2 separate regions of the Homo sapiens genome follow, and region 2 is linked to region 1. Evidence: read pairs that join two places in POLR2A ChIA-PET (ENCODE). Cell type or tissue: CD4-positive, alpha-beta T cell. All regions are shown on one strand. Links, peaks and the distances in the headings refer to the core of each region. The heading gives the core; the rest is flanking DNA. Region 1 holds the start of ZNF74 (zinc finger protein 74). Region 2 has its middle 3.1 kb from the start of DGCR6L.

Region 1 (5,487 bases), core at 195-5,194:
TCATTCTGCAGGGAAAGGAATAAAAAACCCAGACAGTATGCATTGGAATCAGATGCTGATGTGGTAATGACACTAGCAGAGAAGTCAGAACAGACCACACAAGATGTCCCAGGAGACAGAACAACTTGAACTGTGAGTGAGAATGAGACTGTCAAGAGAAAATGCCAAAGCTGATGTGTACTCAGGAGAGTCAACTGGTTATTCAAAGATCTAACAAGCTAATATTTTAGGAATAGGAATAACACATGCATGAGGGCCCTACCACCTAGACGGAGCTGCACAGACACATACAGACATACATACATGCACACACATTTTTTTTTGCTGAACCATTTGAAGGTAAGTTGCAGACATCATGATGTCTCACTCTACAGTCTTCAGCTTGTATCTCCTGTGGATATTCTCTTACATAATCACAGTACTATTATCACATGCAATAAATTTCATATTGATACAATATGACCTAAGATACAGCCCATTTTCAAATTTCCTCTTGTCCCAAACTGCCCTTTATCAATTTTTTTGGATCTATCCCCTAAGCAAGGAACATGCATTGCATTTGACTGTCAAGTTTCTTGAGGACTATAAAGCATTGTGACACACTACAGAAGTGAGGCACAGCTCACAATACACGTTTTGCAGCTGTTTCTAGCTGGCTATAATCTGCCATCACCTCTTTTGAGTGGCAGACTGACAAAATCACAAAATGCTAAAAAAAAAACAAAAACCCAAAGACCCCTTATTCCTCCACATCTTTCACTCTACTGTGCTCTCTTTGTCAACTGCACCCTTCTAAATACAACCATGGGGTGAGGTGGTTGCGGTAGAAAAACAAAATGAGGAACAGAGTTCACAGTCTGTAAAAGGAGGGATCTGGGTCCCATTTGGCTGCAGAAGTTCCCAGGGCCAATTCCTTGCTGAGCCCCCAGATTCTCTAAATCTCCAGGACTCTCCATGAAGGCCCCATGCCAGGGGCTGGGTACAGAGGAAAGCACACAGGGATGTGTCCCCTACCGCCACTCTTAACCAAGTGCTGCAATCCAGCCCTTCCTGAGCTGCTCCACGTGCCCCTGTCTGATTCCAGTCCCAGTAAACCAACCGTGCAAACATCCTGCACCAACCCCTGGCCAGCACGTGGATAGGCAAAGCGACCCCATGTGAGCCGTCAACTACTTTCTCAGATTCCACTAAAACCACTCCTCAGAGCTCCCAGCACAGCGCTGGGCAGAGAGATCCCCAGCAACTGACCCACTGAATTGGACTGGGCGAGACATTCAATAGAGCACATCTCGAGGGCACACCTCGGGCAACATCTGGACTCTTCACTTGGAGCTGTTCCCACTGCCCAGAGCTTCCTGAGGACTGGCCAGCAGGTACCCGGGTGAAGGTCTGTGGAAGGCTGACGATCCAGGGCTGGGGAGGGAATGTGCCAACCCTCTTCATAAAGAAGGAAGAACACACAGCCACTCACCTTGGACCTGGCTTCGGGAAGACCCCAACCCGATATATCCTCGAGATTCTCTTTCAGGGAAAGAGCAGGATCCTGAGAGGAAAGAGCTGGCGAAGGAGAAATGAGTCAAGGTCACGGCTACCAGGCTCACGGCTGAGCTTAAAGCCCACCTGTCGTGGCACAAGTGAGAATCAGAGAGGAGGCAGAACCTGCCAGCAAGGCCAGGTGGGGAACGAGCCCCAGTAGCTAGCACCAACAGAAACAGCATCGAGGAATAATCTGCCTGTGTCTCAGACACTCCAATTCATGACGAAAAGAGCTGCTACCCCCAATCAAGCACGTCTGAGTGGGAACAAATGATTGGGCGCGGGGAAGAAAGAAGCAGGAGGCCAGGAGCGATGGCTCACGCCTGTAATCCCAGCACTTTGGGAGGCCGAGGCGGGCGGATCGCTTGAGCTTAAGACCAGCCTGGGAAACATGGCAAAACCCCGTCTCTACTAAAAATACAAACATTAGCCGGGCGTGGTGGCGCGCGCCTGCAATCCCAACTACTTGGGAGGTTGAGGCGGGAGAATAGTTTGAACCCGGGAAGCAGAGGTTGCAGTGAGCGGAGATCAAGCCATTGCACCACTCCCGCCTGGGTGACAGAGTGAGATTCCATTTAAAAAAAAAAAAAAAGATGCTGGATGCTTCTGGGAAACTGGCCTGATCTCTCTGAGTGTCAATATCCTCAAGTGCAAATCCACAGACATACTGACTACAAGAGTGAAGCTGTACCTGTCTTCTCGGGCTCCGGGGCAGGGATCTCCATGGCCTCCACGGCAGCCTCCCCAGGAGGAGTGGGCAGCTGTGTAGCCTCCAGGATCCAGGGCAGGCCCTGAAGAGCGAGTACTGCTCCTGGGGCTGAGGGGCCTGCAGCGGAGCCCCGCGGGGCGGCCACGCGCTCACAGCTGCACGATCACACGCACGGAGCCCCCTCCCCGCGCCCGGCTGAGGTGGGGTTCAGGCCGGCTCCGCAGATACCCACTCCCCACACCAGGCTCAGCCCCATGCTCGGCGCACTCACGCCCCGGCACACCCCCGCCACACGCTCCTCCCGGCGAACCCGCGCTCGGAGACCAGGGCCAGGCCTAAGGTTCCGCGGCCAGGAGCCATCGGACGCGGAGCGACCAGCGGACAGGTCCCGAAGCGGACAGAGACCGCCGACGGTCTGAGGGACCGGCAAGTGGACAGACCGGACTCCCACAAAAGGACTGCGACTGCCACAAAGAGCAGCAGGCGGCCGCTGCGGGAAAGCGCGCCTGCGCGAAATAGGCGCAAACTACACCTCCCGGGAGCGTTTGCGCCGCGCAGGCGTCAGACTCCATTTCCTAGAGCGAGTTCGGGCCGGTGCTTGCGTCCCGACGCGAACGAGTATCTAGCACATCCTTCTAGGAAATGTAGTTCCTGGGCCCACAGCCGGGAGCTCCGGCACCCACCATGCTCTTGCGGGCGGATGTCGCTGTGTATCTCCGTGTGCGGATCAGTGTAGTGCCGCTGCATGGGTGTCTAATTGCGAGGATACTGGGAGGGCGGTGTCCAGGAACTAGAATTTGTCCTGTTAGTTCGTCCACGTCCCCACGTAGCTGGGAGTCGGGTGGGTTCCTGCCCACATCTGTCTGCAGGAAAGACTCAAGCCCCTGGTCTTACGGATATTGGGAGTGGTGGGTCTGGCCTCGAGGGGTTTTCCAGGGGCCCTGCCCCCACTCCCCCTTCTCGAGCCACATATCTGAGGCCCATGGGCGCGGGTCCCCAGAGGTGGGAGAGCCTTGGCCTAGTCCCCCCAGAGGGTCCTGTCCACAGTTCACCCCTGGGGCGGGAAAGGAAGGTCTGGGTGGCGGCCCAGTCCTGGCGGCACAGAGCTCTGCCATGAACACAGTGATGACGCCAGCGACAGAAACATTGAATATGTACTGAGCACCAACCAAACGCCAGGCCTACTTCAAGAGCTTGGAGTACATTTTTCTGGCAGAATGCTCACAGCAGTCCAGGGAGGTTTGCTAACTACTGTCATCCCATTTGGGAGATGAGGAAGTTGTGGTACAGGTGCGTGGGGTAACGTGTCGCAAATCACACAGCCAGAAGTAGGAATCCAGCACCGAAGTGCATTGCCACATTCCTACTGAGAGGTGGTCCGGGGTGGTGCACACTCCAAACCCTTCAGCCTCCCACCTTAACCGCAGCTTAGGCTTGGCCACAGGCTCTCACGTGACACCTGTCCACTGCCCACATCAGCACAGCTGTGCCCAGACCTCCCCTGCCCAGGGCAGCGCCCGTGTTTGATTTTGTTTTGAGACTGGGTCTCACTCTGTCGCCCAGGCTGGAGTGCAGTTGCACAATCACGGCTCACCGTAGCCTCAGTCTCTCGGGCTCAAACTATTCTCCCACCTCAGCCTCCGGAGTAGCTGGGACTTACAGACATGCACCACCACGCCCGGTTAATTTTTATATTCAGCGCCCATTTTTAATAGCAACCCAGTGAGAGGGGACAGCGTGCTGGCAGTCCTCACAGCCCTTGCTCGCTCTCGGCGCCTAGTCGGCCTTGGCGCCCACTCTGGCCGCGCTTGAGGAGCCCTTCAGCCCACCGCTGCACTGTGGGAGCCCCTTCCTGGGCTGGCTGCGGCCGGAGCCGGCTCCCTCAGCTTGCCGAGAGGTGTGGAGGGAGAGGCGCGGGCGGGAACCGGGACTGCGCGCAGCGCTTGCGGGCCAGCACGAGTTCCGGGTGGGCGTGGGCTCAGCGGGCCCCGCACTCGGAGCTGCCAGCCGGACCCGGGCAGTGAGGGGCTTAGCACCTGGGCCAGCAGCTGCTGTGCTCGACTTCTCGCCGGGCCTTCGTTGCCTCCCCGCGGGGCAGGGCTCGGGACCTGCAGCCCGCCATGCCTGAGCCTACCCACCGCCGTGGGCTCCTGCGCGGCCCAAGCCTCCCCGACAAGCGCCGCCCCCTGCTCCACGGCGCCCAGTCCCATCGACCACCCAAGGGCTGAGGAGTGCGGGCGCACGGCGCGGGACTGGAAGGCAGCTCCACCTGCGGCCCCGGTGCGGGATCCACTGGGTGAAGCCAGCTGGGCTTCTGAGTCTGGTGGGGACTTGGAGAACCTTTATGTCTAGCTAAGGGATTGTAAATACACCAGTGGGCACTCTGTGTCTAGCTTAAGGTTTGTAAACACACCAATCAGCACCCTGTGTCTAGCTCAGGGTTTGTGAATGCATCAATCGACACTGTATCTAGCTACTCTGCTGGGGACTTGGAGAACCTTTATGTCTAGCTAAGGGGTTGAAAATACACCAATCGGCACTCTGTATCTAGCTCAAGGTTTGTAAACACACCAATCAGCACTCTGTGTCTAGCTCAGGGTTTGTGAATGCATCAATCAACACTGTATCTAGCTACTCTGGTGGGGACTTGGAGAACCTTTATGTCTAGCTAAGGGATTGTAAATACACCAATTGGCACTCTGTATCTAGCCCAAGGTTTGTAAATGCACCAATCAGCACTCTGTGTCTAGCTCAGGGTTTGTGAATGCACCAGTGGACACTCTGTATCTAGCTAATCTAGTGGGGACGTGGAGAACTTTTGTGTCTAGCTCTTTGGGTCCACGCTGCCTTTATGAGCTGTTAACACTGCGAAGGTCTGTAGCTTCACTTCTGAAGCTAGCGAGACCACGAACGCACCAGAAGGAAGAAACTCCGCGCACGCTGCGTTTAAGAACTGTGACACTCACCACGAGGGTCTGTGGCTTCATTCTTGAAGTCAGTGAAACCAAGAACCCACCAATTCTGGACACACCAGGACAAGAGCCTTGGTGGGGTATAGAACTGTTGATTACACAGTGCATGAGTCTATGTGTAAGTTTGTGTATGTGTTTGTTTCTCTGTGTATCTTACAGGTGTAGGTGTGGGTCCGCTTTTGCCTCACATTTCTTATGTGTTTCTGTCCTGGTGTGCCTCTGTGAAACAATGTGTACGTGCACCTGTGCACAGGTGACTCTATGAGTGTG
Region 2 (5,262 bases), core at 263-5,262, 71 kb after region 1:
TAGCAGGCCTGCCAATCAGAGATTCAGCTGCAGACCAGGCAGCAGCCATGTGATATGGCTCCAGGCCCACTTGACTGTGATCCAGTCAAGGGATCCAGCAGGAAAAGGTTTGTACCTGCTGAAACCAATCTATAAAGACAGAAAGAGATTGGGCATGGTGGCTCACACCTGTAATCCCAGCACTTTGGGAGGCCAAGGCGGGCAGACCACTTGAGGCCAGGAGTTTGAGACCAGCCTGGACAACACGGTGAAACTCTGTCTCTACAAAAAATACAAAAAAATTAGCCAGGCGTGGTGGCACATGCCTGTGATCCCAGCTGCTTGGGAGGCTGAGGCAGGAGAATCATTTGAACCTGGGAGGTGGAGGTTACAGTGAGCTGAGATCACGCCACTGCACTCCAGCTGAGTGACAGAGCAAGACTCTGTCTCAAAAAAAAAAAAAAAAAAAAAAGAAGAGGTATTTGCTTCTTCATAGACATTAATGAAAGTCTGTAGATCATGAAGAATCAGCAAATATGACACTACCAAAATAAACTCATAAATCTCCTGTAATCAACCCCCCAAAAATAGAGATCTACAAATTGTCTGACAATTCAAAATAATTGATTTAAGACAGCTCAGTGAAATTTACTAGAATGTATATATCAACTCAATAATATCAAGAAAATAGTAGATGAACAAAACTAAAAGTTCAATAAAGATACAGAAATAATAAGAACCAAACAGAAATTCTAGAACTGAAGAATACAATGAATAAAATGAAAATGCAAGCTGGGTGCCGTGGCGGACTCCTGTAATCCCAGCACTTTGGGAGGCCGAGGCAGGCGGATCACTTGAGGTCAAGAGTTCAAGACCAGCCTGGCCAACATGCCAAAACCCCATCTGTATTAAAAATACAAAAATTAGCCAGGCATGGTGGCATATGCCTGTAATCCTAGCTACTAGGGAGGCTGAGGCAGGAGAATCGCTTGAACCGGGAGGTGGAAGTTGGAGTGAGCCAAGATGGCACCACTGCATTCAAGCCTGGGTGACACAGACTCTGTCTCAAAAATATATAAAAATAAATAAATGAATGAAATGAAAATGCAATAGAGAATTTCAATTGCAGACTTGATCAAACAGAAGAAACAGAAGAAAGAATCTGTGAAATTAAAGCCAGGACATTTGAACCCGGAAGGCAGAGGTTGCAGCGAGCCGAGATTGCACCACTGCACTCCAGCCTGGGCAACAGAGCGAGCCTCCATCTCAAAAAAAAAAAAAAAAAAAAAAAAGACAGAGGTTGCTCTCTGAATGCCTGAGGGATTCAGGGCTGAGTCCACCAACATTGTTTCATGAAACTCTACTCAGCCAGCCAGTGGAGGCATCATGTATACAGTCAGCACTCCACATATCCTCACTTCCTGAGCATCTACAGTGCAAACCGACACACTCATCACACTCAAACAGCACATGCCGCACGTCAACCCGAGCCTCCCTCACAGGTTGCTTTCATCTCTTTTTCTCTCTTCACTGCAAGTTTTTTGCCCAAATGCAATTAGACACTTTTTTTTACAGAGACAGAAACCAAAGAGTTTTAACTAGGCACCACTACAGCAGTGGCTGTTGACCATCGTCTCCTGGCTGGAACCAGGGAATCCTGTGGGTGAGGGAGGAGCAATGCAGCAGCCCCAGCTGACTCACTCTGGGGTGGATGGATGGATTTACTCACTTACTTACTTATTTATTATTTGATTCTTGTTCTGTTGCCCAGGCTGCAGTACAGTGGTGTGATCTCAGCTCACTGCAGCCTGGACCTCCTGGGCTCAAGTGATCCCACCTCAGTCTCCCAAGTGGCAAGTAGCTGGGACTTCAGGCACATGCCACTATGCCAGCGAATTTTTTAAACTTTTTGTAGAGACAGGCTCTCACCCTGTTGCCCAGGCTGGTCTTGAACTCCTGGCCTCAAGCCATCTGCCCATCTTGGCCTCCCAAAGTGCTGGGATTACAGGTGTGAGTCACCACACTCAGCCCACTCAGTTTTGAGTGGCCATTTGCTTTGACTCAGCAAACACTTCTGATGGTAACAAAGCACCAACTGGGTGGCTGGTTTCAATCCTACTCTTGCCACCCAACACCGCAACATTTTATCAACCTGGAGCAAATGCTCTCGGGTCCTGAGGAGCTGGCCACACAGCCCATTTTGCTGGTGGGACAGTGGGAAGCCCCGCCCTCCTCCCATCCCACACCACTTAGGCAAGAGCTGTGCCTAGGAAATGTCACCCGTAACTGGTCCGCACAGACCCTGTCTTCTAAAAGGGTGCTGTGCCTCCACCAGACCCCATGAGCAATACATTTGTCAAGCACACGCAAGACATGCCAAGGCCAAGGCCTGACTGATTTGACAGTAAAGACACAATGAGCCCCTCTCATTCAGACCTTATTACTCACAGAGTGAAAATAAGAGAAGCCTGAGGTGGCAGCTCCCTGCTGTCCTGGTGCCACACACTAAAAAGGACAACACTGAAACAAAAGGGGTCAGAGAGCATGCGTTGCGGGACACCCACTGTGGAGGAGCCCCTTGACACTGCAGCTGGGTGGCGTCCTCATCTGCAGCTCTGTTTTGAGGGCCGGGGGCAGGGAGCCTCACCCTCACCAGGGCCAGTGAGGCAGGAAGTGAGGAACAGTCTCGGGAGACAGACGGAGTGAGCGGTGGCCTGGGTGCAGCCTGATGTTCTGGGAGGAGCAGGCTTAGGTCAGGTGCTGTGTGCACCTCTGCATGGCCTATGGGGATCCTGCAATGGCTCAGGGCCCCACAGCAGAGCTGTTTCTCCGCCCACACAACAGACATACAACCTGACACATGAAAACTCACAGAGAAACACAGAAAGGCACATGTGACAAAGAGCCACACAAAAGGCATGCAGCAAAGCCTTTTGACACACGTGCGCGCACACACACACACACACACACACACACACACACAGGCACCCACTCCTTCAAACCTTGGTGTTTGCCCAGACACAGCTGTGTCAGAGACAGGGGACCTGCAGCTCCCCAACACACACCAGTCACCCCACACTAACCCAAGGTGTCACCAGCCAGCCTGGTGGACTCGGGAGGCCAAGTGGAGGTGGACAGTGGCCGCAGAGCAAAGGCCTTCGGTGGATACCACCCGACGGGAAGAGCCATGGGGCCCATCGTGTCCACACACACAGGGGAAACGCACGTCTGCGAACCAGCTCCCCCATTCCTACACATATATCACCCATCCCTGGGGCTCTGGAGGATGAGACCCCTCCTTCCAGACCAGGCCCTCCCTGAAGACCCAGAGGTGGCCCAGGAGTCCCCATGCCTGAGTGACATACTGCTCATGTCCATGAAAAAGAAAAGGAACTTTGTGTGTGTGTGTGTGTGTGTGTGTGTGTGCGCGCGCGCACAATGGAAGTTTATATATATATGTATAAAGTATATATATATATTCATATATATATTCTTTTAAGTTCTGGGGTACATGTGCAGAACGTGCAGGTTTGTTACATAGGTATACACGTGCCATGGTGGTTTGCTGTGCCCATGAACCTATCATCTACATTACGTATTTCTCCTAATGCGAAAGGAACTTTTTTATCTGAGGAATGTGAGCTCCCTTTAATTATCTGGCCCAGAGAGGCACTGGAATGAAACAGCAGTCACATCCCACTCCTACTTGAGCTAACGACCTCTTGAAGCCAATTGCTCTGTGGGTTCCAGACTGACACCAAGTAGGCATAAAAAGCCATACGCTGGACACCATAACTCTTACCCAGTAGTCCAACACCTTATAGCCAGTCACTAAGGGTTCTCTCTGGAAAGCAGTCAGAATTCCTGCTGACTTCATATCAGCCCACTCCTTGTCCCCTTCAGTCTTTAAAAACTTGCTTGTAATAAGGCTGAATGAAGCACTCCCAGGGCAACTTGGTGTGTCCTGGGCAGCTCTCTCAGCCTTGGCCCAGACAAACTCTCTATATGAACTGTGGTTCAGTTTGTTTCTTTAGGTTGACATCCACATTAGGGGAGCAGTGTTGCTGGGCTGGGGAAGCTGGTTCAGGTCAGACGTTGCACCAAGGGTTGGAGAAGGGGCCTTCCTGCATCAGCACCCGGACAAGGCAGAGGAGCAGGTGTCCAAACCCAGGCCTGGCCTGCTCCTGCTGTGGCTCACAGCCCCCACCCCACCTGGCAGACCCCGGAGCTGGCGACAGTGTTGCCCAGCTGGCCACAGACATATCATCACGTGGGGCTGCCCTATATCCTCCCAGTCTCCACACAGACACTCTTCATGGACTGGGGGACTGAGGGCAGGGACACTGGTGAAACAGGCAGGCGTCTTCACCCAGCTAATCATCCCACTCACCACCTCCGGGGGAGGTGACAGTGACCAAGCCCAGCCCCAGCTGGCTCCTGGTCACTCACTACAGACTCAGCTCCCACAATCTCGAGTCCCACCTCCAGCTCCTGCCATTCTGAGGGACCTGGAGGCCAGGGTGCCCGGCGCATGACCAGCTCTGGGTTGTGGACCGCCCTCCACGGCAGTGGCCTGAGCGCTTGTCATTATTCACTTTATTCATGCCTGGTTTCTGTCTGGAAGGGACCACAAGGACATGGCGTGCAGGGGAGCCAATCCTGCCAGGGACTGAGGAAACAGATCCTGGAGAAAACCAGACACTTTGCTGGCACTTCAGGGGGACCCCAGTTGGTTGGCTCAACGCCCCCTCTTCCCCATAGCCAATTACTAACCAATGTTCTCTCTGGAAACCAGTCATAATTCCTAACCTGGTCAAAGCAGGGTCATCTCACACAGCCCAGCCACCCAGCAGGCAGCTAAAGAGTGCCTGATGAAATGCAAGTCTGATCGTGTCTGCGTCCCCAAGCCCTTCCGTGCCCCCTGCTGCTCTATGGACAAGCCCCCAGCAGCCTCTGTAATGCACAGCACCCGCCCTTGTCTCCTGTGCTGGCTTCCGCAGCCTGGCCACACTGGTCCTCTCGCCCACCCACCTGACCTGACTCTGGCAGGGCCTTTGCAGGAGCCATTCCTCCACCCGAGCCCCTCCTATTAAAGCCTGTTCCTAGACGGTTCAGCCCCAGCCACCAGAAGCCCCCCAGCCCCGGCCCAGCAGCTGGCCTGTGGAGCGGGGAGAGCGCAGTCTGGGCTCACGGGCTGGGGGCCACGGAGGCCCAGATGGGGACTCTGGCTCCGACTGTCCTGACCCAGAGGCTCTAGGGCGGTCCTGTCTGTCTCACCCCGGG

The links. Peaks named below come from ENCODE experiments on the same cell type or tissue, not always from the same donor. Only the 100,000 strongest peaks of a DNase experiment are listed, where the experiment ranks them.
Region 2: POLR2A ChIA-PET joins it to region 1 with 11 read pairs; 16 of 35 experiments call an interaction of 5 or more read pairs at or near these places.

The regions. Positions count from the first base shown.
Region 1 is chr22:20,391,403-20,396,889 of GRCh38, reverse strand. It overlaps ZNF74 (zinc finger protein 74), which reads right to left and starts at 2,739. Exons shown (of 5, transcript NM_003426.4): 1 at 2,228-2,739; 2 at 1,472-1,557. The coding sequence starts at 2,261. RefSeq lists enhancers at 2,559-2,698, 3,169-3,238, 2,640-3,629. In CD4-positive, alpha-beta T cell, for the core only: no CTCF peak of the experiment used is centred there; a DNase peak (open chromatin) is centred at 2,829; H3K4me3 peaks cover 1,572 bases; H3K27ac peaks cover 955 bases.
Region 2 is chr22:20,320,500-20,325,761 of GRCh38, reverse strand. No RefSeq gene overlaps it. Among named protein-coding and RNA genes, the nearest start is that of DGCR6L, 3.1 kb to the right of the region's middle. RefSeq lists an enhancer at 4,629-5,262. In CD4-positive, alpha-beta T cell, for the core only: no CTCF peak of the experiment used is centred there; DNase peaks (open chromatin) are centred at 1,441 and 2,791; H3K4me3 peaks cover 659 bases; H3K27ac peaks cover 283 bases.